Regions from separate parts of the Mus musculus genome. Here regions 2 and 3 are each linked to region 1. A link is a loop called in an ENCODE intact Hi-C map of the cell type or tissue named here. Cell type or tissue: left cerebral cortex. All regions are shown on one strand.

Region 1 (8,000 bases):
TCCCGCCCATAAGGGAGAAGGGGCGGGGTCACAGCCGCGGGCCTTTAGCGCGAGCCCGTCCCGCCCCTTTCTCCACCACCGCACGCGCGCCGGCCCCGCCTCTGATCGGCGGGACTAGGACCCGCCCCTCCGTGCGCACCGGGACTACGCTCTCCTCCCCCTCCCGCACTGAGTGCGGCTCCGCTCCGCCCCCCACAGCCACGCACGGGAAGCCGAGGTCAGCCCCCCCGAAAAACACACGCCCTCCAGTCCCGGGTTACCCGCCACCCAGCTGCTGGGCGGACCGCGGTGCGGCGTGCTCTCACCGCAAAAGCTCCAGCCACTCAGCCTGTGCGTCGCTCCCGGCGTGAGCCTCGCACCCAGCACGGAGGCCCCGGAACGGCGCGGGCACAGGCCCGCAAGAGCGGACTGGCAACCTCCTTTGCGCCCACGAAGCGGTCACAGGCCTGGGTGCCCAGACTGGGAAGGAGGGAGGGAGGGAGGGAAACTCTAAGGGGGGAAGGGGAGGGGGGAAGATGGAGAAACCGTCTCTGCCGCCTCTACCGCCGCGGCCGCTTCTCTGTTACCCGGGAAATCCCGCCCACTCTCCCGGCCCGCCCCGCCGAGGGAAGGCTTAACCTCGCTCCGCCACGGGATATATTACCCATCCGTCAATGGTTTAGCCAATCACTATGCCGCAAAGACCTACTCCCGCCCTCTTCCCTCGCTGGGAGGGGAGAGCGAGCCGCTCACCTTCTCCACGCCCCTATTGGCGGGGAGAGTCCCTAACTCAACCCCGCCTATTGGAGACTGATTGCCGAATCCCTCCTCCGGGCTCTAATACTATTGGAGGAAGAGGAGTACCTCTTCACATCTCATTGGAGAGTCTCACATATCCCTCCCCATACCGCCCCAGCCACAGGCCTAACAAATCGGCTCCCGCCTCCGCCGGTCCCTGCATTGGAAGACTACCTTTGCTTCTCTCATAGCCCCAGGAAGGTAAGTAACCAATGTGGGGTAAAAATGTCCTTAAGTGAGGCCGACTCCACCCACTACACGGCTGGGCCAGGCCCCGCCCCCAATGATCTGATTGGACTATCTTGGCGCCGGTAGGAGCCGCCATTGGACACGGCGCCGGTCCAGGAAGGAGACCATTCCGCCCTGCGCGAGGATGCTGAACCTTAGCAGTCCTTTTGTGGAATGTTTACACTGGAGACTGAACCTCAGCGTTCCAAGGCCGGGATCGGAGATGGCGGGGAGCTCAGCGGCCGAAACCCGAGGCTTTGAGATTTGAAAAGGAAAAGGCAGTAGTATTACCCGCCGTGGAGAATTAACCAAAACAATGACAGAAAGCCTTGTCCTTCCTACCCACTTATTTTTACACTTTCACGGTCTTCTAAACACAGCCATCTGGAGCACTCAGCAGCTACTTTCAGCAAGCCGACTCCAAAATTAAGGTCTGGAGCTCTAATCTGATCCAAAAGCCCAGATATTACTAGCTGGTCACTAGGGCTGACTGAATACTGTGACACTGGGACAACCAGAATCTGCAGCCCTCAGGGGGCGGAGATAACCCAGCGGAGGCCTTTAAATGTCACCGCCTGGGCAAGCCTCCGGAAGGCGGAGCATGAAGGGAAAATGTATACTCTATTGGTCGGGTAGATCCAGGGACATTTTAAACTGGAGGAAGAGAGGCTGAAAACCTCACACAGACCACTGCATAAATAAACCTTGAGTGTGCACTTACGTTCACAGAAGGAGTAAAAATTCCAGATTGTGTGAAGGATATGGTCTTAAGAATGACTGTTCAAGGGGAAGGGCTGTAATCGCAACCATTCGCGAAAGGGCAGGAATAGTCTGAATTTAGGAACCCTAAGGCCAGCCCTTCAAAAAAAAGGGGGGTGGGCATTCCTCCTTAGCAGAGTGAGTTAATGGCGGTCTCTAAGCCTTCTGGGTAAGTAACAATGCCTGAACACAAAAAGTGCTTTGAAATACCTAGTTCTTGGGCTGGTGAGATGGCTCAGCGGCTAAGAACGCCGTCTGCTCTTCCAAAGGTCCTGAGTTCAAATCCCAGCAACCACATGGTGGCTCACAACCATCCGTAATGGAATCTGATGCTCTCTTCTGGAGTGTCTGAAGACAACTACAGTGTACTTACATATAATACATTAATTAATTAATAATAATAATAATAATAAAGACCTAGTTCTTTTATTTATTCACTAGTAAGGCGTGGGCCCGATGCCGACCTTGCTTTGGGGAGGCTTTCGCTGTGCCATGAGAGGTTAGGTGGGATTAGTCTTACCGCATTCTAGAGCAAAAGGGGGAGAGGGAACCTCCCTAGAGTCGAGTGTCCCCAGGAGATACGACACCGGGGAACCGTTTCGTAAATCCAATACTGTCCTCCTGTAAATCCTGCGGAGACTGCCATAAACAAGTGTTGGCAACAGGTGGGTCTAACTCCTAGGATGGCTTCACGGCGTGAGGCCATAGTAAAGAGTTGTGAACTCCAAGAGTGGCCGACAGGTGGGAGCAGCCACACCGGTAGCCAAGCCAAGCCCTGTTCCAGGACAGTGCTCTAAAATAAGAAAAACTAGCCAAACCGTTCCAGGCTGAAGTAGCACTCCAAAACTGACAGATGCCTATCCTTAACTGAACTGCCTTACCCACCAGGCTGGGTACCTACCATACAATGTACAGCACTCCCACCACGGTATCAACAAACACCCCCGAATCCTTGCTAGAAATGAGCCTCACGGACTTCCCTTGACTGCAGCGACCGAGGTATCGTAGATCTTGCCAAAGGTTCCATTACTAGGTTGTCATAATCTTAGATTCCGCCGACTAAGGATCAAGATTGCCTTGCACAAGGAATTAAGGATGCGGCCAATGTCCAAGCTTTCTGAAACTTAAATTTAAGGAAGTCAAGGGGCACGGAGAAAAACAGCAAAAGTTGATCGGGCTGGAGGGTAGAACTCATTCCCTCCCCTCCGTGCAGCAGCCCTGGAGCGATGCTTTCTGGAGTAACAGCGCAATTGTCGGGCTTCACCTCGAAGGCTAGCCGATCCCTAGACTCGGAAGAATCTTTGTGTGCCTCCAAGGCTTTCCCCGCCCCCCTAACTAAGGGCGCGGAGCCTGAGACTTCCGGGCGGGAGGGAAGTTGCAGGGAGCTAAAAGGGCCTCAACCATGTGCTGAGCGCGCTCACGAGAAAGGGGGGGCAGGGAGGAGAACGTCTCCTCCTAGCTTACCCCAGAAGGGGAAGGCCTATCCAATTCGCCAATCAGAAACAGGGACGGGGGCTTGTACCTCACGTAAGCCCCAGGAATCCTCCCTCCGCCCTTCGAAGAAAAAAAATTTTAGCAACTTAAACTCCAGTCCAACCTCCCGATAGGCGGAGCTCTAGAGAATATCATCCAATGCATACACGAGAAGGGAAAGAGGGACTCGAATCCAACCAGTGAAAGACAAGAGAAGGCGGAGCCTCTGGAGAACCCAAAGTGGGTGGAAGAGGAAATGTCCCCGCCCCTCTCGGGTCCCCTCCAGGCCGGTTGCACAAGCTCCCTGCAAGAGATAGTAAACAGTCTTGGCCAGGCAATGGAGGCAGAGATGGCCGCGCATTTCGAGAACTGGCCCTGCGCCTGCCCTCCCCGCCTGCACCGCCACTGCACGCAGTTTGCTCCGGTGCCCCGCCTCTCGGCCCGCAGCCGCCATCCGGCTGACAGGCGCGCCCCTCCCCGCCCGCTGATGCATTTCCTTTTCCCTATTCCAAGCGTGGAGTCTGTTTTCCCAGTTTCCGACCTTCACTGCCCCTTTCAGGCCACCCCTTCGTGAGCGCGCGCGCGCACAAGGCTGCCCCCTCCCCGTACGCGGCCCTGTGGCACGCAGCGGCACCTCGCGGAAGAGGGAGCCCCGGCAGCACACACACTACTCAGGGAGGGGGAGCAGCCGCCGCGGCCGTGAGGTGGGCGGGGAAGGAGGCAGCTCCATGTTTGCGAGGGGATCAGCTGGGGCCGCGAATTGAATCCGCCGAGTTCCTAGAGCTTTTCTACACTCAGCAAGCGCTCCACGCCGGACCGCAGTCTAGCCGGTTCTGCAGCCGAGTACTTGCTAAAATGCCGTGTTCGGACACACCGGCAGCTCCCAGGCTAGTGGCTGGAACCTCTCCCGCCCCAAGTCTCCTCCGGCAAATACAGCCATTGCCCCCGCCCCCAGAGTCCTTAACAACCGCGGGCCCACGGTGCCCGCGCCTCCCCAGAGCGCGCCCACGACCCTTCCAAGTTTGCCGGCAGAAGCAAACGCTCAGGGCGGCCACTGCACTCGCCCAGCGTGGTTAGCGGAGAAAGACCGTGGGGCCCGGCTTGCTCTTAAACTCCAGCGGTCGACCAACTCCGGACACCGTGAGCTCGGTGGGCCCGACTGGCCAGGCTGCGGCCGCCGCCCCCTGCCGAGGCCGCTCGCCGCAACCAGGGCCCTCTTCCCTCTTTTTCTTCTTTATAATTATTTTTTAAAATATTTTTAAAGCATTTACAAGAGCAGTTGGTCTTCTGCTGGCCCATTCCCCAATGAGCTTCCTAAACCTATCGAAACCGACTGCTTGGTAAAATAAATTGGGCGGCGCGGCCGGCGCGAGGGCGACCCAGGCCGGGCCAGCCCCCTCCCCACCGTTCCAGCCCTGCTTGGAAACACACTACGAGCGGGCGGCGCCAAGCGCTCTCCTTCCTGGCCTGCCCCTAGCCTACCTCAACCGCGGGACTCCGAGCCTCCCCGTAGCTCTGTCTTGGGGACTGCAGCACCCACACAGACTTTGTGCAGCCAAAGCAAGCGACCAAAGAACTAGACCCCCAAAATACCGAAATTGGGGAGACCAAATTAAAAGCAGCTGTTTAACATACCTCCGGAACCAGGCGAGGAGTCCTGAATGAGAGGGAACGCCCCCCAGTATCTATTGGCTTTCCTGCGTATACGTCAGTCCCAATGGGTCCGCCTCCTCTCTCTCCCCGCCCCTTCCCCTTCATTGATCGCCCCTTGCCTCCACCGAAATAAAAATAAATAATTAAACTATCCACGAGTAAGAGTCGCCTCCAAAGCAGAGGCTCTTACATCTCTCACACCGCCACTTGGAGTTTTTCGAGGACTTCGGACTTAGGCCTTTTGGGATTTGGAGTTCCGCAGGGTGGAAGCTAAAGGAGGTGCATCTTAACTACACGGCCCCGGTTTCCTTCACACACAACCCATTTGGAGCTGGGTCTGGAGAAACCTGTAACAGTCTATGGCCCTACCACTTGGACGCATCATATCTCAGAAGCTAAACAGAGTCCGGCCTGGCTAGCATTTGGTTGGATTAGAGGTAAGTAGCGATTGGCTGCAACGTCTAGACTTTCCTGGCTGTTAAACGTGTGTCCAGTCTACATTGTAAGGTGCCTTTCAGCCATGAATTCCGAAAACCTGGAAAACTGGCACTTGTCTGAGCCGCTATGGGGTGTGAATCAGGTATTTCACTCTGTCTGCTATCTAGTGCAATTTTAAACTGGCTGGAATATTCACGATATCCTCCAAACACTCAGATGCTTGCTGCAGGAAGTAAGGCGAAGTCTTTCCCAACCCTATCTCTCTCTCTCTCTCTCTCTCTCTCTCTCTCTCTCTCTCTCTCTAAGTAGATCCACAGTCATTTCAACATGAGTAATTCTGTTTAGCTAGCAGTCTGAACAAAGAGTGCCACACACACATAGCAGGCACAGAGGCTGTTGGACTGGTGAGTTTACTGGCAACAAAGGTGCATCTTGGATTGGGGAATAGATTGGGAAAAGCAATGGCAAATTTGTCCCCTATTCATCACCTAGTCCAGAAAAGTCTCCTCATTTTGAGCAGCCCTCAGATGAAGCTCTTAACTGCCTCATTTGCTATTTATCAGTAACATATTTGTTCAAAAGAGCTGAGCAGAAAGCACGTGGTTTGAGCAAGAAACTGTTTTGTTGTTGTTGTTCCATCCTTTTGCTTGTTTTGTTTTGGAGACAGGATGTCATGTAGCCCAGACTGATCTCAAACTCATAGCAGATGGCATTTTCTCCTGCTTCAACCTCCCCAAGTACTTGGATTCTAGCTGTGCATGACCATATCAGCTTTATGTGGTTCTGGAAATCAGACCTAGTACTTCATACATGCTAGGCAAGCACTCTTCCCATTTAGTTACAGCCCAGCCCCCAAGAACCACTTATTTTGGAGGTCATTGAAGAAAGGGAGTTAGCTTGGGTATCAGGTAGGATATGAACAGGAAAGGATTCTCTGGCAGCTGGATGACTATGCCAACAACCTAGTTATTTATAAGAACTTTACAATGCTTTATATGGTGATAAATAAATGCCTGTCATCTCATCATTTGGGAGGCAAAGGGAATAAGACCTTGAGTCCAAAGCCAGCCTAGGCTACAGAGTGGATCTCATCTCGTTTAAAGAGAGTCTACTTGAGAATAATCCCAAGGAAGAGGAGGCAGCTGGCTCAGTGTAGATAACAGAAGAGGTAGCCAGTGGCCTTCTGTGGTTACTAGATGAAAGAGGGTTGGCATAGCCAGTGTTGTGTTCAGGTAAATCTCTTCCTAGTTCAGGGCTTCAGTTCCCAGAAAAATGAGGGAGAGCATGGGTCTACAGAGAAGGGGTCCTTAAAGATAGTGTTAGGATCCTTCCCTGACTGGAGTCCATGTGGAAAGCTGTCACTGAGGGAGACAGGACAGGTGAGAAGTACAGACTTAGGAAGGGCAATGGCATTCCACCTGGTATACAGGAGCTAGAATGTCTGTGGTAGCTGGAAAGAACTGTGTAGTGGCAAAGGCCAGGTGATGAGGACAGTGGGTTCAGTGTGAGGCCTGACACAGCCGTGAAAGTCAGTGTTCATCCTCTCTAGAATGAGGATCAACTTTTAGCTGAAGGCATAAATAGATACTGCGTTACTGAGGTGAGGCACAGTGGTACTACAGAGAGAACACTAGTCAGAAATGCTGAGCCCCATTTATGTTGGCTCCCATTTAGTCCACCCTCACCTGTGGCTCAGCCTTCTCTAAGGATAATAACTCTTTCCCTGTTTTGAGGCCAATACAATTATTACCTTATACAGTTTCTGAATCTCAGTGGAGGCCAGAAGCTGAGGCATTTGACTATTATCCTAAACAGCAAGTGGCACATGCTGTAGATAAAGTTACTTATTTTGTGTGTGCACATATGAGCATGAATGCACATGCATGCATATGTGTACCTGTGTGTGCACCCATACAGTATTGTGTGCACCAATGCATAGTTGAAGGATGTTAAGTGTCCTGCTACCAACCCCTGCCTTGTTCCCTTGAGAGAAGGTCTTTCCTGAATCTGGAGCTAGGCTGTTGGTCAGCAAGTTCCATTGATTCTCTTGCCTCCCCATCTGCTACTCCCCAGCTCTTGGGTTACAGGCATGTATGTAAAAAAACCATACTGGTCTTTTTATGTGGGAGCTGGAGAGTTTAACTTGGGTCTTCATGCTTGAGCAACAAGAGTTCTTACCCACTGAGCTATGTCTCCACCCTCATTATGGAGAAAGATATGGCTGATGCTTAGACTTTTCTGAACACTCTTTAGATTGAGATCTTAAGAACATCGACTATACCTAATTTGACTTTGGGGTCTCTGTATTCAAGGGGCACCAGGGGGAACCCAGTAACTGTTTCTGACTCAGTGTTATATGGACACTCAACATTTCTTACTGGCCCACTAGTGAAAGTACAATTGAATGGATCTGGGTGAGCATTCTCCTTGGGAAACCGACATGCCTGTGTGTGAAATACCCTGCGAGTCTGAGGCCACAGACCGTGGAGGGGCTTACCTACATGAAGTAGCCAAGCTACGTTTATCTAAGTCCAAGTCCTGAAATTGTTTCATCTCCCATATGCTGTTTCTGCATACACTCAGGCTACGATCCAAGTCGAAGACTTTGGAGAAAATACTGAGCCTTCCTTCCTGAAGCACACACCTTACCTACCTAATTCTAACAGCAGTTT
Region 2 (8,000 bases), 79 kb after region 1:
CTTCTTTTTTCCTTTTTTCAAGATAGGGTTTCTCTGTTCTCCCCTAACTATCCTGGAACCTGCTGTGTAGGACAGGCTGGCCTCAAACTCAGATCCCTCTGCCTCCTGAGTGCGGGAATCAAAGGTGTGTATCACTACAGCTGGCCACATCAGAGTATTCTTTTTTTTTTTTTTTTAATTTAATTTTTTTTTTTTTTTTTTTTTTTTTTTTTTGGTTTTTCGAGACAGGGTTTCTCTGTGTAGCCCTGGCTGCCCTGGAACTCACTCTATAGACCAGGCTGACCTGGAACTCAGAAATTCACCTGCCTCTGCCTCCCAAGTGCTGGGATTAAAGGCATGCCCCACCACTGCCCCGCTGACACATACACATCTTAATATAAAGTGGTATATATAGTGTACAACAGAAACATACACATCTTAAGAACATTTAAGGAATGAAAGAAAAATAATGAATGTGTTAAAAAAAAAAAGTCACCCAGTGTATAATAAATAAATAAAAATAAATCAACCTGTGGTGCAGTAGTGACCCACACCTTTAGTCCCAGCACTCAGGAAGCAGAGGCAGGTGGATCTCTGTGAGTTCCAGGCCAGCATGTTGAGATGCTGCAGGTTGAGAGCTTCAGGACAGACAAGGCTAGTTACACCAAGAAACTCTGTCTCAAAAAAAAAAAAAAAAAAAAAAAAAAAAAAAAAAAATCAAGGTAACACATTAGTAGGGAGGCCTTTCCCAGTCCTGGCAGAGTGGCTCCTTGGCCCTTGGCCACCTGCTTGCACTGTCTCACTAGCATTTTGAAAACACTGTTGCAGTTACCAAGCTGTTACCACTATTTGCAAATTTGTTTTTAAAAAGGTATTCTTAAATTTTTTTTTTTTTACTGGAGAGATGGCTCAGAGGTTAAGAGCACTGACTGCTCTTCCAGAGGTCCTGAGTTCAATTCCCAGCAACCACACCGTGGCTCACAACCATCTGTAATGGGATCCAATGCCCTCTTCTGGTATGTCTACCCTCTTCTGAATGTCTGCCCTCTTCTGGTGTGTCTGAAGACAGCTACAGTATACTCATATACATAAAATAAGTAAATTTAAAAAAAAATTTTTTTTTACTCATGCTGAGTTTATTTAAAGTCAATAAGAGTATAGGTCTGGGGGAAATTAAAAAAACAAAACAAAACAAAAACATCATTTCCACAGAAAGCATGACTTTTCCAAAAGAAAATTCAAGGGCTTTTTAAAAATCAGGTCTTGGGGCTGGAGAGAGCACTGGCTACTCTTTCAGAGGACCTAGGTTCAATTCCCAACACTCACATGGCAGTCACAGGTATCCATAATCCATCTCCAAGTGAGTTGACACCCCCACACAGACATATATGCAAGCAAAACACCAATGCAAATAAAATAAAAATAAATAAACCATAAAAAGGTCTTTAAAAAAAAACCATTAAACCAATGTTAGTTTGTCAAAATAGACATCTCCCCACTCCAGATTGTGTTAGCAAATGTGGGCCTGTGAACTAGGGCGTGAGAGTGTGAAACGGATCATTACCAGCATGTCTCACCTTTTCCTCTTTCATTTATTTTGTAAGGTACAAGCAGATTATGGCCATATTTGAGCACAGCTTCTGTTTGGATATGAGCAGTGCCAAGGAGAGAAGAGCAAGAGCCCAATCCGTGGGGTTCTGAATCTCATCTAGTCCGTGTTTCCACAGCTGGAATATGGGGGGGGGGGTGTAAAGTTATAAGAGCGCTCGCTAGGCTTCTCGCTTACAGAAACCCCTCAAATGATAACGCAAGCTACTACTTTCTGGGAATTTAAGATCTCAAGCTTTAAAAAGGGACAATGGAACTCCAGTGTGGGCTTCAGAAAGATGGAGACTGTCAGATGAGGTGGGGGCAGGGAAATGGGGACGAGGGTAAGAGCCTAGCCTGGGAAAGCAGAATAGGGAGGTCAAGGCCAGGGACTTGGGGAGCTAGAAAAGGAACAGATCTTTCAGGATCTGTCCAAGTAGGCCCGTCACAGCAGTCTGAAAGCCTGAAGGGCTCCTTTGAGAATCTGGGCCACCTCTTTACCAGCGCTACCTCCCCCCATCTTGGGAACGGAGACAACCACCTAGGAATCCTCCCCCCAAATGGCTTTCCTTGCCCTTGAAAACAACGGACCCTCGAGAAAAAAAAAAAAAAATGCAAACGCTTCCAGAGAGTAGAAGGGCCTGGGACAAGGTGTCCTGCAGTCATCCAGTGGGGAGCCCGCCCCAGTTCGAGGAACTTTAATATTCATTGAAATGGAGCAGCACGGACCCCCCCCCCCCCGGAAGTCTCGAAGCATAAGAATCTCAGAGCCAGGGGTCCCACGGCTCCGGGGCTGGGCTGGGCGATGGCCTGGGGCGCGGTCTCCGGCCCGGGGAGGCCAGCCCGCAGGCCTGAAATGCGAGCAGGAGCCGCTGAGGGCCCGGGGCGAGGAGCGCAGCCCGGCGAACAGAGGCCGGCCTAGGCCTCGGAGGCTCGGACACACCCACCGCTGCAGCGGCGCTTACCTGCTCCTCCTCGGGGGTCAGCTCCGGCGCCATGTCCGGCCGGGGCGCGGTCGCCGGCTCCATCCCGCCGCCGCCGGGGCAGGTCTGGTGGGCGAGCGCCAGAACCCGCTGCACTCGCGCTCCGCTTCTGTGGCCCGGCGCCTCAGCAGCTCTCGGTCGGCTCGCGCATGGTGCGAGCGCCCGGCGCCCGCGGCGGCTGCCAACGCCGCTCCTGCTGGCCGGGGAGAGCCCGCTGTCGCTCCCCGCGGAGAGGAAATGCCTCCTGTTTGCTTCACTCCTTTCCTCACGCCACCCCTCCTGTCCTGAGGAGGAGAAAGTGCGGGCGAGGAACTAACAGCAGTTCGAGGTCTGCTTGGCTTTCTTTCTTTTTTAGGAGTCCACAACTTTTACAGCCACCGCGAAGGCGCCTGGCGGGAGTTGGAGGCCGTCGGCCTTCCGAGCCGCTTAACCCCCGGGGCAGAGCTCGCCGGCGCCTCGAGACCGCCCAGCCCGGGCGTCCACGGGGATGCGGGCCCTGCGAACTGCTCCGTGGCCTCGCGGCCCAGTTCCTCAAAAGCCGCCGCGGAGACAGGGAGGGCGGGCGCGAGCGAGCGAGGAAAAGGCGTCCCCCTCCCGGCTCAGGGCCAGCGCTGCGGCCTGCGCCGCGTCCGCCCGAGCCCCCCACGGCTCCATTGAGAAACTGAGCATCTCATTCACAAACAGGAGCCGGGGAGGGCCGGGCCGGACGGGGACGTTGTCCGAGAGGGGGAGACAGAGAGGAGCTGGGAGGAGGGGAGGCTGAGCGGAACGGAGCGGCGCGGCGGGGGAGGGGCTGCGGGGACGAGAGGCGACTCCCCTACGGGAGCGGGAGGGAGACGCGACTGGGAGTTAAAAGAATCCAAAACTGCGCGAGGACCGGTGCCCTTCCCGGTATTCACGGGCGGCTTCTACCTATTCGTGGTAGGGTCTGAAAGGTTGCCTGTGAGGTCCAAGATGCCTCGGATCTGACAGATAAGCAAGGGCCGCATTTCTTTGCTCAATGAATGTATCCTGTAGTCCAGCATCATTGTAGCTAATTGTAATCGGGTACAAAGAGAGAGTGAGGAAGAGACAGAGAGAGACATCCTGTTTCAGAATTCATTCAGGAAGCCCACAGCCTTTGCAAATGCATGATTTTACTCTAGGGTAAACAGCAGAGTCTGGGTCTCTCAGGATAGGAGCATTGAGAAGGCAGGGCTGGGCCTACTGTGATTTTTTTTATCATGTTAGACCAAAGATAAGTATTCTAGAAGGATTTCAAGAAATCGGAGTGCCACAACTAGTCCCCCCAGGACTGAAGTCCAGAAAGAACCAGGGGATGGGTCTTCGGAAAAGAAAATGCTATAGGTTTTGATGCCCATCTTGGAGAACTTTTTAAAAAATAAATTATATATATTCTTAACTCCATTTTGGCACCAGTGCAATAGCAGCTTCAGGGTTACCTCTGCTAAGTTTTTTCCTTTGTGTGTGTGGAGGGTCAGGGGGCCAGGAAAGACAGAGTTTTGAGAAAGGATCTCTATGTACCCCTGGCTGTCCCAAAATTGGCTGTGTAGACCAAGCTGGCCTTGAACTCACAGAGATCTGCCTCTTGAGTGAAGGAATTAAAGGCATGTCCATGCCTCCTTGCCCCTCAACTATGTTAGTTTGTCTTTTGCCACCAGTAAAATGAACTCTACGCTGAACTCAGGAACCTACTCAGGAGTTGGTTTCAGTATTGAAACTGGAAGACAGTCTATAACAAGTCTATCTGCACACCAGACACTGCACTATGCACTGGAGTTAAAATAAGACAGTATAAGATAATGGAAGATGTATCAGGAAGTAAAATAATGAAGACACTCAGGGACTCGCGTGATGGGTCAGTGGTTAAGAATACTGGCTGACCTTGGAGTGGATCTGGGTTCAATTCTAGTACCCACGTGGTAGTATAGAACTTTTAAGGAGCATGTGATGTATAAACATACATCAGGAAAAAAAAAACACCCATACATGTTGTACTGGCTAGTTTTGTGTCAACTTGACACAGCTGGAGTTATCACAGAGAAAGGACCTTCAGTTGAGGAAATGCCTCCATGAGATCCAACTGTAAGGCATTTTCTCAATTAGTGATCAAGGGGGAAAGGCCCCTTGTGGGTAGGACCATCTCTGGGCTGGTAGTCTTGGGTTTTATAAGAGAGCAGGCTGAGCAAGCCAGGGGAGGCAAGCCAGTAAAGAACATCCCTCCATGGCCTCTGCATCAGCTCCTGCTTTCTGACCTGCTTGAGTTCCAGTCCTGCATCCTTTGGTGACCAACAGCAGTATGGAAATGTAAGCCGAATAAACCCTTTCCTCCCCAACTTGCTTCTTGGTCATGATGTTTGTGCAGGAATAGAAACCCTGACTAAGACAAATTGGTACCAGCAGAGTGGGGTATTCCTGTGACAATCTGACCATGTTTTGGGGAGGACTGTGGAAGGACTTTAGAACGTTGTGCTTGAAGATCCATCCGTTGTTAAGAGCTCTGTCAGATGTTGTGTAGGAGCTTGGAAGATAATGTTGAGAACACCGCAGAAGATGGAGCTCTGGTTTGTGAAATTTCAGAGGGAAAATTAAAGACTCTTTTCAGGGCCATTGCTGTTTTGATTGTGAAGATTCTGTAGTTCTGGTTAGCTGGGGCTGAAGAATCAGCTGTGATTAACAAGATACCAGAACTACCAAAGCAAAAACTTTGCATTACTGGGACTATTGATGCTGGTTAGCTGGAGCTAAGAAATTAGCGGTGATTAAGAAGAGACCAGCATCATTGAGGTGACATCTTCTGGGAAGTGTTTTCTGAAAGCACAAAGAGGCTGTGTTCCAGAGATGGCCAAGGTTGTACTCCTGCTGCAGCAGGACTTGGTAATATGTAAGGTTCACCCAGGTGGTACTGGTTTTGAAGGCATGAAGGGGTCACGCAAAGCAGCTGAGGCTCGGTACTGTGAGAGGCCATGGAAGGCCATTGGTGAAGGTGCAGCCTCAGTTGCAATTGAAGGCCCAGGACTGAAGGGGTCATGCAGTGTTTTGGAGATGCCAGTACCATGAGATGACCACCAAGAGCAGCAGCAGCAGTGGGGTACAGGCATCTGGAGCCTAGAGGATGATGTGTGTGCTACAAAGGGCCTGGCTGGAGAAGTGACCCAAGCCCTTGGAGGAGCCCAGAAGATCGTGAGTTGGATCCCAGACATTGGACAGTTGGAGATTGACTTTTGCTTTTGATTGTGACTGTGCCCTGATATTTTCCCTCTTGAAGGAAGAAACTGTTTTAGTGGAGCCCACAGTTAAGAGACTTTTAATTGTAAAAAGACTTTGGATTTTAAAAAAGATGGATATTTTAAAGAGATTGAAATTTTAAGAATATGTAAAGGCTGTGGGACTTTTAAAGTTATTTAGACCTTGGGGATGAATAAGAATGTAAGGGTTGAGGCTTACTAGTGATGTTTTTGTGTGTCAAGTTGACAAGGGGTCAATTGTACTGGCTAGTTTTGTGTCAACTTGACACAGCTGGAGTTATCACAGAGAAAGGACCTTCAGTTGAGGAAATGCCTCCATGAGATCCAACTGTAAGGCATTTTCTCAATTAGTGATCAAGGGGGAAAGGCCCCTTGTGGGTGGGACCATCTCTGGGCTGGTAGTCTTGGGTTTTATAAGAGAGCAGGCTGAGCAAGCCAGGGGAGGCAAGCCAGTAAAGAACATCCCTCCATGGCCTCTGCATCAGCTCCTGCTTTCTGACCTGCTTGAGTTCCAGTCCTGCATCCTTTGGTGACCAACAGCAGTATGGAAATGTAAGCCGAATAAACCCTTTCCTCCCCAACTTGCTTCTTGGTCATGATTTTTGTGCAGGAATAGAAACCCTGACTAAGACACATGTTAAACTTTTTAAAAATGCAAGACTCAAATAATATGCATATGTAGCCATACTTTTCAGTCCCCTTTATTGGGTTCTTATATCTACCACCCTTCTCCTTGCTAGACCCTTCCAACCCCTCAACACTAGGTAGGAGAGGAAGAAGGTTAGAGGGGAAAAAGGGGTATAGAACTCTTTAGACTACTTCCTGTTGATTAGGAGCATCCAGTTCCTAGGGGCAAGTGCCAGTCTCCATTGACAAGAGTATCCCAACCAGCAATCTAGCAATAGCAGCAAAAGGCACCAGCAGCAGCCGCCGACACAGGCCCTCTCAGGGCTCTCAAATTTATACATTCTCAAGTCCCCATAATTCCAAGCATAACTGTCTGCAGCTGCCAAAAATCATGCCCCTCCTAGAGCATAAGACAAATCATAGTTATCAGCTATGAACAATCTGAAGCAGCCCCCCCCCATAGACTCATGTGTAGCCCATAGGGAGCAATAATATTAGATATGGCATTGCCAGAGTAGGTGTGGCCTTGTTGGAGGAAGTGTTTCACTGTGAGGGGAAGGGGAGGGGCTTTGGAGTCTCATGTATGTTCACACTATGCCTGGTGTAGCGGTCTCCTTCTGATGCCTTCGGATCAAGATGTAGAATCTCAGCTCTGTCTCCACCTTTCTAAGAGTTGCCTTAGTCATGTTGTCTCTTCACAGCAATATACACCTAAGACATTAACAAAGTCCTATTTTGTTCCCTTCCAGTCATTTCTGCTTTGAAGGGCAACCACTGTTTTGGCTCAGTATAGCTTTACTAGTGTATTTAAATAGTCATTTAGATGGACATTGGTGGTACATACCTTTGATCCCAGCAGTCAGAAGGCAAAGTGAGGAAGGTGGATCTCTAAATCCAACTTGGTCTATAGAACCCAGGGCAGCCAGGGTTACATGGTGAAACATTGTCTCCAAAATATAACTAAATAAAACAAACAGTCATTTAAACAAATGTAGAAGCTCTAGAACTAACTTGAGGAGTTGGGAGGAGACAGCAGAATAAAACAGTATCAGAAATTACAGGACACACAGGCCACCAAGCCCACGAATTGATAGAAGCTTCTTCCAGTGTGAGATGAAGAGATAATCCTCCCTTCTGCCAGAGTGTGTGGCTGGAACTTTGGCTCACTGTGAGAGTGACAGCAACAAGCAGACCCCAGTGCTGAGAACAGATTAAACACGGAATTTAGAATCCAGTGATTTGTTCTTGTGGCTCTTCAGCCATATGTTCTGCAGGTGTAATTGGAGATGACATGTTTCATTGGCAAGCCACTATGGGATCTAAGGGCAGTCCCTATTAAGGTGGTGCTTTAAAAAAAATCATTATACTACAGATTCCTCTTTATACAACCAATTAACTTATAATCTAAACATTAGCAGTAATGGTAAAATTTGTATCAATATCATGAGATCACAATGGTTTCCTGCTTTAAGTTCTCTCTCTCTCTCTCTCTCTCTCTCTCTCTCTCTCTCTCTCTCTCTCTGTTTTTGGTTTGAGACAGGGCTTCTCTGTGTAGTCCTGGTTGTCATGGAACTCT
Region 3 (8,000 bases), 130 kb after region 1:
GCACAGCAGGTAAGAGCGTATCTAGTCTTTCGGAGGACCTGAGTTCAATTCCCAGCACCCATATTAGGAAATTCAAAACTCCCTCTAACTCCAGCAAGCTCCAGGACATCCAATACCTCTGGCCCCTGCGGGCACTTGTATTCATAATAAGCACATAATTCACATGTATACACAATTAACAATAATAAATCAATTTTTTGGAAACAGGGGTTTTCTGTGTAGCCCTGCCGTCGTGGAACTTGTTCTGTAGATCACACTGGCCTTGAATTTAAGAGGTTAGCTTCCTTTTGCCACCCAAATGCTGGGATTAAAGGTGTGTTCTACCATCAGCCAGCAGTAAATCTAAATAAAACAAAATAGAAAACCTTTTGAGTTGAATGTGGTAATATACACTTGAGGTCCCTGCTACTCAGGAAGCTGGAGGCAGAAGGGTCACTGCTTGGGTTCAAGAACTGTAAACCAGCCTGGACAACATAAAGACCCTGCTTCCAATATTAAGCTGGGTGTGGTGGCACCTGCCTTTAATCTCAGCATTTGGGAGACAGAGGCTGGTGGATCTCTTGAGTTCAAGACCAGGATGGTCTACAGAGTGAGCTCCAGGATAGCCAGTGCTACATTGAGACCATGTCTCATCTCCTACCTTTCAACCCCACCCCTCCTCCCACAACAAAACAAAACCCAAAAAACACAAACGATGAGCTAGGCATGGTGATGCACACTTTAATCCCAGTACCCAAAAGACCTGCAGGAATTCTCTGAATCCAAGACCTGTTTAGTCTACACAGTGAGGTCCAGGTCAGCTACAGCTAAATGGTAAGACGCTACAAATAATTTAAAAAGTAAAAGGAGCCAGGCAGTGATGGTACATGCCTTTATCCCGGCATTCTGGGGCAGAGGCAGGCAGATAGATCTCTGAGTTTGAGGCCAGCATAATCTACAATGTGAGCTCCAGGACTGCCAAAACTACACAGAGAAACTCCATCTCGAAAAACCAAAAGAGTCAAAGAACTAGGCTATAGCTTAGTGATGTGTGTAGCCTGCATGGAGAAAAGAAAGGATTGGCTTTTGCTGCCAGGAGATGCAATAAACACTCTGAGGCAAGTTGCCATAGCTACTTTTGGAAAAGATTTATTTATTCTCATTTTGTGTATATGAGTGCTTGCCTGAATGTATGTATGTATATCACCTGCATGACTGGTGCTCAGAGGTCAAAAGCAGGCACTGAATCCTGGGAACTGGAGTTATACATAGTACATATACAAAGTACCATATGGGCAATGGACATCAAACCTAGGTTCTCTGCAAGAAAAGCAAGTACCCTGAACTGCGAAGGTCTCTCAAGCCCTATGCCATAGTTATGTAACAGGGCCCCAGACCTTAGTAGGCCTGCAGACCTCACACAACCGACTCCATGATGGCAGTGCCATTCAGGCTGTAAAACAATGAAAACAAATACCTAATCCATCAAAGTCCATAGCTCTGGAAACGTCTCTCAAAGTACTACTTTTGGGCTTTTGTAATTCCACTTCTGGCAAACTGTTCTTGTTAAGTGTGTCAACCCAAAACGTGATTTTTATGCTTTAAAGCTCACCCTGGAAAAGGCTCAGTGTAGTGGACTGAGGGCCAAAAGATTTGGTAGTGACTTAAACCTATGTCCAAACAGTACTCTCTGGTGAATACCCCCAAGTTATTTATAACAAACATACACAAACATACAGCTGGGCTGTGCCACCTCTCCAGATCATTCTTTTTTGTTTTGTTGTTTTTCGGAGACAGGGTTTCTCTGTGTAGCCCTGGCTGTCCTGGAACTCACTTTGTAGACCAGACTGGCCTCGAACTCAGAAATCCGCCTGCCTCTGCCTCCCAAGTTCTGGGATTAAAGGCGTGCGCCACCATGCCTGACATTCTCCGGATTACTCTTGTTCTTCTCCTTTTGTTTTAGACAGGATTTCTCTGTGTAGTCCTGGCTATCCTGGAACTCACTGTAAACCAGGTTGACCTCAAATGCAGAGATCCACCTGCCTATACCTCCAGGGTGCTGAGTTTGAAGGCATGTGCCATACAGCCCAGCCTCTATAACTCCTTAAAAGTATTAGTTTTGTTTATGTGTGTGGATATACATATGTAAGTGCAGGAGCCTGAGGAGGCTAAGGTATTTCATGCCCCTGGAGCTGGAGTTATAGGTAATTTTAAGTCTGATACACTGGGATCCTCTTCAAGAGCTGTGCAAGCTCCTAACATCAGAGCTTTTTTTGTCTTCACTTTCAGCGGCTGTTTTGCTTTTTAATTTGGGGGTTGGGGATGAGGTACTGAAACTGGGTTTCTTTGTAGCTCTGGAATTTACTCTCTAGACCAGAGATCCAACTGCCTCTGCCTCCTGGGTGCTGGGATTGGATGAGTCCAAAGAAATATTATTAAAGGCATATGCCACCATGCCCAATTTTTCTCCCTCTCTTGGTAGATGGGTATTTTGCTTGCATGTCTATATACATATGCATGGCTGGAGGAGGATATTGGATCCCTTGGAAGTAGAGTTTTTGGAAGAACAGCTAGTGCTCTTTACTGCTTAGTCATTTCTTCAGTCTTTTATTTCTTGAGACACTGGCTTTGCAGCCTTGGCTGACCCCACACTTGCAGTGTTTCTGCTTAGTGCATAATACACCAGCTCTGACTAACTTCTTCTATAGCATCCTGCTGAAACCAATCACTGCCTAGTGTTGCTACTGACCTGGAGGCTGACACTCCAACATATCTTTTAAGGACTGGCTGTGCATTAGCACTCTTAAAACTCTTAATTCATTTATCAAGCAATCAAATACTGACTTATCTTCCTTTCTCACCTGAAAAGTGCAGAGTAACTGATCTACTCATTTAAATGGGTTTGTTGGGAGGGTATATATTACCCATGTAAACCTGTGTCTAATATTTGGAATCATTTCATGTTACCTTCCCTAGTTTTACTTTTTTTTTTTTTAAGATTTATTTATTATATCTAAGTACACTGTAGCTGTCTTCAGATGTACCAGAAGAGGACATCAGATCTCATTACAAATGGTTGTGAGCCACCATGTGGTTGCTGGGATTTGAACTCAGGACCTTTGGAAGAACAATCGGTGCTTTTAACCACTGAGCCATCTCTCCAACCCTAGTTTTACTTTTTAAAAAATTTTGTTTGTATGAATGTAAATGACGTACCATGCATGTGGAAGGGTCGGCTCTCTCCTTCCACCATGTGGGTTCCAAAACTAAATTCACACTGTCAGCCTGAGCAGCAAGTGCCTCTCTCCCCATTGAGCTATCTTGCCTGGCTCACTAGCAAGGAAGAGGAAGCACATAAAATCTGAGCCTCATCAGTGCACACTGTAATATTAGCACTGGAGAGGCTGAGACAGGAGGATCACTTCTAGTTCCAGACCAGCTTGAGCTTCAAATCAAAACCGGTCTCAAAAGAGAGAGAGAGAGAGAGAGAGAGAGAGAGAGAGAGAGAGAGAGAAGAAAAATAACCCCTACACAAATACCTTAATCTGCCAGACTCTGAATTCTATTTTGTATTTGGTCTGGGATAAAACTTGGTGCTCTATTTACCAGTTCTATTGCTTTATGGTTTTCCTTTTGCTTCTGCTGCGTTTTTTTTTTTTTTTTTTTTAAAGTCCTAAATTTCTCTGCATAGCCCTGGTTGTCCTCATGTCGACCAGGCTGGCCTGGAACTCAAAGATCTGCCTGCCTTAACCTCCTAACTGCTGGGATTAAAGGCTGTGCCAGCACTACCTCGCCCTTTTGCTTGTTTTTTTTTTTTGGGGGGGGGGGTGTCCTTAACTCTGAAGCCAGGACCTTGAAGAACATCTGTTTTCAGGAACCTCCTGGGTCCCTTCTAACCACTAGCTGGCCAAACTACAGGGCGATCATTTCCTTAGGCAAGCAAACACTCCAGGACTTTAATATGGTATTTCCTGGGGCTGGAATATCAACAGGAAGTCTTGTGGATAAAAGCTCTGCCAAAACATTCATTCCGAGAAAAGGACTGGTTAAGTGACAAATCTGCCCAGCTTGTACAACATCCTGCAACCTCCACGTGAGGCTCCAAAGCCTCACGCCTTCAACCCTTTTCCTGCCCTTAGGCTCTTCAGCTAGCAAGATAATAGATATGGCTATGTAGGACCCTAGGTAAGAAGAACGACCAGACAAAAATGTGCACTTAAACAACGTCGGTGGGACATTTATTGGCATTAGGAAAGGGTTTCTTTAAACGATATAAATATACTGAACTCAAACTCTCCATCCAGACGGTCCTATTTCAAGATGAAAGCAAAGGGGAAGAGGTAACATTCCTGCTTCTACACCACAAAGTTTAAGGCACAAGAAGCTAGCAATCCCCAGTGCGGTACAAAACTGCTTCCCACTGTCTCTCAAGACACAGTCACTTAATTGTCAGTCCAAATTCTAGGAAAAATTCCCAGTACACCGGGGCAATCCTCCCCATCCCCGGTTCAGTGACCTGTAGCTGAGAAGCCAGGACAAGAAGACTCGCTAGGCATCTAGATCAAAGTCATCGCGCTCCTCATTGTACTCCAACACGTGCCGCTTGATCTTGGATGAGTCCACCCAGGTGACAAAGTCCTCCATGCTGCGAGTGACGAGAAAGGCGGGATCAGTGACCACGTCTGGGCCCACGCGGACATGACCCTGCTCCACAAAAGCCACAGCAGCTTGGAGATGCTGCGCCATGCGTAGCTTGAGGAGCAAAGTAGGCAAGCGGCGGCGGCAGAAGGACGAGGCCGAGACGGAGTCGCAGAGTTCCAGTGAGCCGCGCGTGGGCACCAGGCCCATAGCGTACAGCTTGTCCAACAGCGCCGCCGAGGCGCGCACGCGGAATGGGTCGCGTTCCGGCAGGTCGCGCAGGCGCCGCGCCAGCTCGCGCACCGCTCGGCTCAGCTGGTTGTAGCGCGTGTACTCCTCGCGCCGCTGCAGCCGGTACCGCCGCAGCACACGCAGTTCGTGGAGGTTGTGGTCGGTGACTTCCCAGTTTAGGAAGTCCACCTGTTTCAGCAGCTTCTGCTCGTGGAACTTAAGCTTCCGCACCATGATGGAGAATGCGGGAGAAAGGGAATACGTTGAAAATCTAGCGTAATTTCCGCCTCGACGTAGAAAGACCCCGCCTCTAGATCACTGGACCAATCAAAAGATTGGTTAAAGACACGCCCCCGGTTTTTCATTCGTCCAACTCTGGAACTTCCTGTTTTGAAAGGGGAGCGGGGGAGAAAGAATTGCGGAAGGAGAGCCGTGTCCTGCGAATACACTTTTCCTTGCATGCAGTGCGTATGCAACTAGTCTAGTCCAGTGTTGTGTTTTGTTTTTAAATATTTATTCATTTACGTATTTTGTGTATATGATTGCTCTGTCTTCATACCGGAAGAGAGCTTCAGATCCCCTGTTTGTGGTTTTCCTGGGAATTGAACTCTGGACCTTTGGAAGAGCAGTCAAGTGCTCTTAACCGCTGAGCCATCTTGGCAGCACCTAGTTTACTCTCAGAGTTCTGTCTTTGGTGACTGAAGAGAGTCTGCTCCGTCAATAGCTGTAGATGTCAGTTTCCAGAGAGAGAGGTTACTGCCTTTAAAAGAGTTGTCTCATAGTTTTGGTTGTGAGCCTATTATTTAATGGCTGAGCTATCTCTCCAACTCTGGAAAGATGGCTTAGCAGTTAACAGCACGGCTGCTCTTCCGGAGGTCATGAGTTCAAGTCCCATCGCCCACATAGTGGTTCACAACCATCTATAATGTGATCTGATGCTCTTTTCTGACATGCACATGTACATGCAGCTAAGAGCACTGATACACATAAAACAAATCTTTTTTTTTTAAAGCATACACAACTTTAGAAGAGTGGAATGCTAATAAATAAATAAGAGGATTATCTCTGTCAAAAAACGTGATTAGAACTCTGCAAATGTCTCAGTTCCAGTGGTCCCCAGAGTTGACAAATAGTCCCATCCTGGCCAGCATGAGATCTGTCACTGGACTGGCAGTAGTACCAAACAATCAGGATTGGAAGCATTCCTGCCTCTTATTTTTTTGACACAGTTTCCTTAGGTAGCCCAGGTCAGCCATGAATTCACCACAATATAACCAGATTCAATCCAAAAGGATGAGATTATGAGTGAGCATGTGCCACCATGGCTGTCTTACTTTATTTTATTTTTTGAGACAGAATGTCTCTAGTACTATCTGTCCTGGTAATTTTTATATAGACCAGGCTGTCCTTAAACTCAAAGAGATCCATTTACCTCTGCCTCCAAGTGCTGGAGTTAAAGTGTTACTCAGGTATGTCTGGAGATTGTTTCTGCAATCCTCAGTGACTGATGGTACCCATCAATGATGAGAAATTCAGAGTGTAAGTAGGAGTCCTAACCTTCATCTGTAAGAGGTGAACAGTCTGGTAAACAATTCCTGTCTGAAATCACAGAAGCAGAACGAAGGCCAGAAGAATTTCTACTGAGCCCCTACCTGTTGGGGTAACCTCCTGACACACAAACCATATCAGTTATGAAGGTGTGTCTCTCTACTCTCTATTGCTGTAAGTGAGGCTGGCAGGATATATTGTATTGTCACTTCTACAGCCCACAATGCATGCTTTCTATGTGTCGCTTCCTCATCTACCCCAAAAGATGATTTGCTGAGATTATCACGTTGAAAAGCAAGCTATGAACTTCAGGAGCATGTGAAGGGGTTGGTCCTGCAGATCCAAAGCTGCAGTATCTCCATGGCACCTGGTGTGGTGGTTTGAATATGCTTGGCCCAGGAAGTGGCACTATTAGGAGGTGTGGCTTTGTTGGAGGAAGTGTGTCTCTGTGGGGGGTGGGCTTTGAGAGATCCTCCTCCTAGCTGCCTGGAAGCCAGTCCTCTTTTATTTGCTTTCTGAACAAGATGTAGAACTCTCAGCTCCTCTGTCGCCATGCCTGCCTGGATGCTGTTATGTTTCTGTGATGATGATGGACCGAACTTCAGAACCAGTAAACCAGCTCATATTAAATGTGGTCCTTTATAAAGGGTACCTTGGTCATAGTGACTGACCACAGTAAAGGCCTAACTAAGACAGATGGCAACAACAGTATGTCTGAGAGGAGTCAGTTCTCAGGTGTAGCTGAAGCCAGAGGCCTCCTACCAGACCAATGAAGAATTACAATGAACATTAGCAAGTAAAAAAAATGTGTGGAAAACAGGTAGCACCATGACACACTGAAGCTTCCTTGGTGAGATTTGTTTGTTTGGTTTGGTTTTTTGTTTCCTTTTGGGGGAGGTTGCAAGGGCAAAGGGTAAAGACAAAAGGACAAGGAGATGAGTGGTGCATGATGTGAAATTCACAAAGAACCAGTAAAATTAGCTTTCTAAAAACCAGAAGAGTTCTGCTTTATGTTTCTGTTATCTTCTAAGCAACACCTCTGCCTAAAGGTTACAGGTATTATCTATAACCTGTGTGACTGAAACTGAGAGGCGATTAGGCCAACTGGACTGACCTGCTCACTCCCCCCTCCCTATGCCTCATGCTGGTCTCTGTCATCTTAACTCCTGTTTGTTTCTTTTGAGACAGGGTCTCACTACATAGTCCTGTGTGGCCTTGAATTCAATCTGTAGTCCAGGCTGGCCTCAAACTTACAGAGAACTACCTGCTTCTACCTCCAGAGTGCTGGGTTTAAAGACACATTGCAATAAGCCTGATTGTTTTTGTTTGTTTGTTTGTTTGTTTGTTTTTTGTTATTTTGTTTTTGTTTTTCGAGACAGGGTTTCTCTATATAGTCCTGGCTGTCCTGGAACTCACTTTGTAGACCAGGCTGGCCTCGAACTCAGAAATCCACCTGCCTCTGCCTCCCAAGTGCTGGGATTAAAGGCGTGCACCACCACGCCCGGCTAAGCCCAATCGTTTTATTTCTACTGATGAGATGTTGCCTCAGCCTCCCAAATTCTGGGATTACAGGCATACACCATCATGCCCAGCTTCTGAGAAAA

What was found. A loop is a pair of places that touch in the nucleus more often than their neighbours do. Peaks named below come from ENCODE experiments on the same cell type or tissue, not always from the same donor. Only the 100,000 strongest peaks of a DNase experiment are listed, where the experiment ranks them.
Region 2: it touches region 1 in a loop (4-fold over the local background); 6 of 42 quality-filtered maps call a loop at or near these places.
Region 3: a loop joins it to region 1, with 2.3 times the contacts of the local background. A loop is called at or near these places in 11 of 42 quality-filtered maps.

The regions. Positions count from the first base shown.
Region 1 is chr9:57,068,936-57,076,935 of GRCm38, reverse strand. Sin3a (transcriptional regulator, SIN3A (yeast)) reads right to left here and starts at 560. Exons shown (of 22, transcript NM_011378.2): 1 at 306-560. It overlaps Gm10658 (predicted gene 10658), which reads left to right and starts at 4,970. Exons shown (of 3, transcript NR_045886.1): 1 at 4,970-5,327. 2700012I20Rik (RIKEN cDNA 2700012I20 gene) reads left to right here and starts at 887. Exons shown (of 2, transcript NR_152107.1): 1 at 887-978; 2 at 1,093-1,733. In left cerebral cortex, CTCF peaks have their summits at 784, 3,343, 3,862 and 5,114; DNase peaks (open chromatin) are centred at 2,676, 3,343, 3,818, 4,917 and 4 more places; H3K4me3 peaks cover 5,166 bases; H3K27ac peaks cover 4,298 bases.
Region 2 is chr9:56,990,188-56,998,187 of GRCm38, reverse strand. It overlaps Ptpn9 (protein tyrosine phosphatase, non-receptor type 9), which reads right to left and starts at 3,220. Exons shown (of 13, transcript NM_019651.2): 1 at 2,532-3,220. The coding sequence starts at 2,594. In left cerebral cortex, CTCF peaks have their summits at 1,025 (motif pointing left) and 3,267; DNase peaks (open chromatin) are centred at 2,515, 2,846, 3,282, 4,056 and 1 more place; H3K4me3 peaks cover 2,686 bases; H3K27ac peaks cover 2,636 bases.
Region 3 is chr9:56,934,589-56,942,588 of GRCm38, reverse strand. Imp3 (IMP3, U3 small nucleolar ribonucleoprotein) reads right to left here and starts at 5,089. Exons shown (of 1, transcript NM_133976.2): 1 at 4,191-5,089. The coding sequence starts at 5,082. The coding sequence ends at 4,528. In left cerebral cortex, CTCF peaks have their summits at 3,871 and 4,871; DNase peaks (open chromatin) are centred at 3,953, 4,876 and 5,178; H3K4me3 peaks cover 1,906 bases; H3K27ac peaks cover 1,390 bases.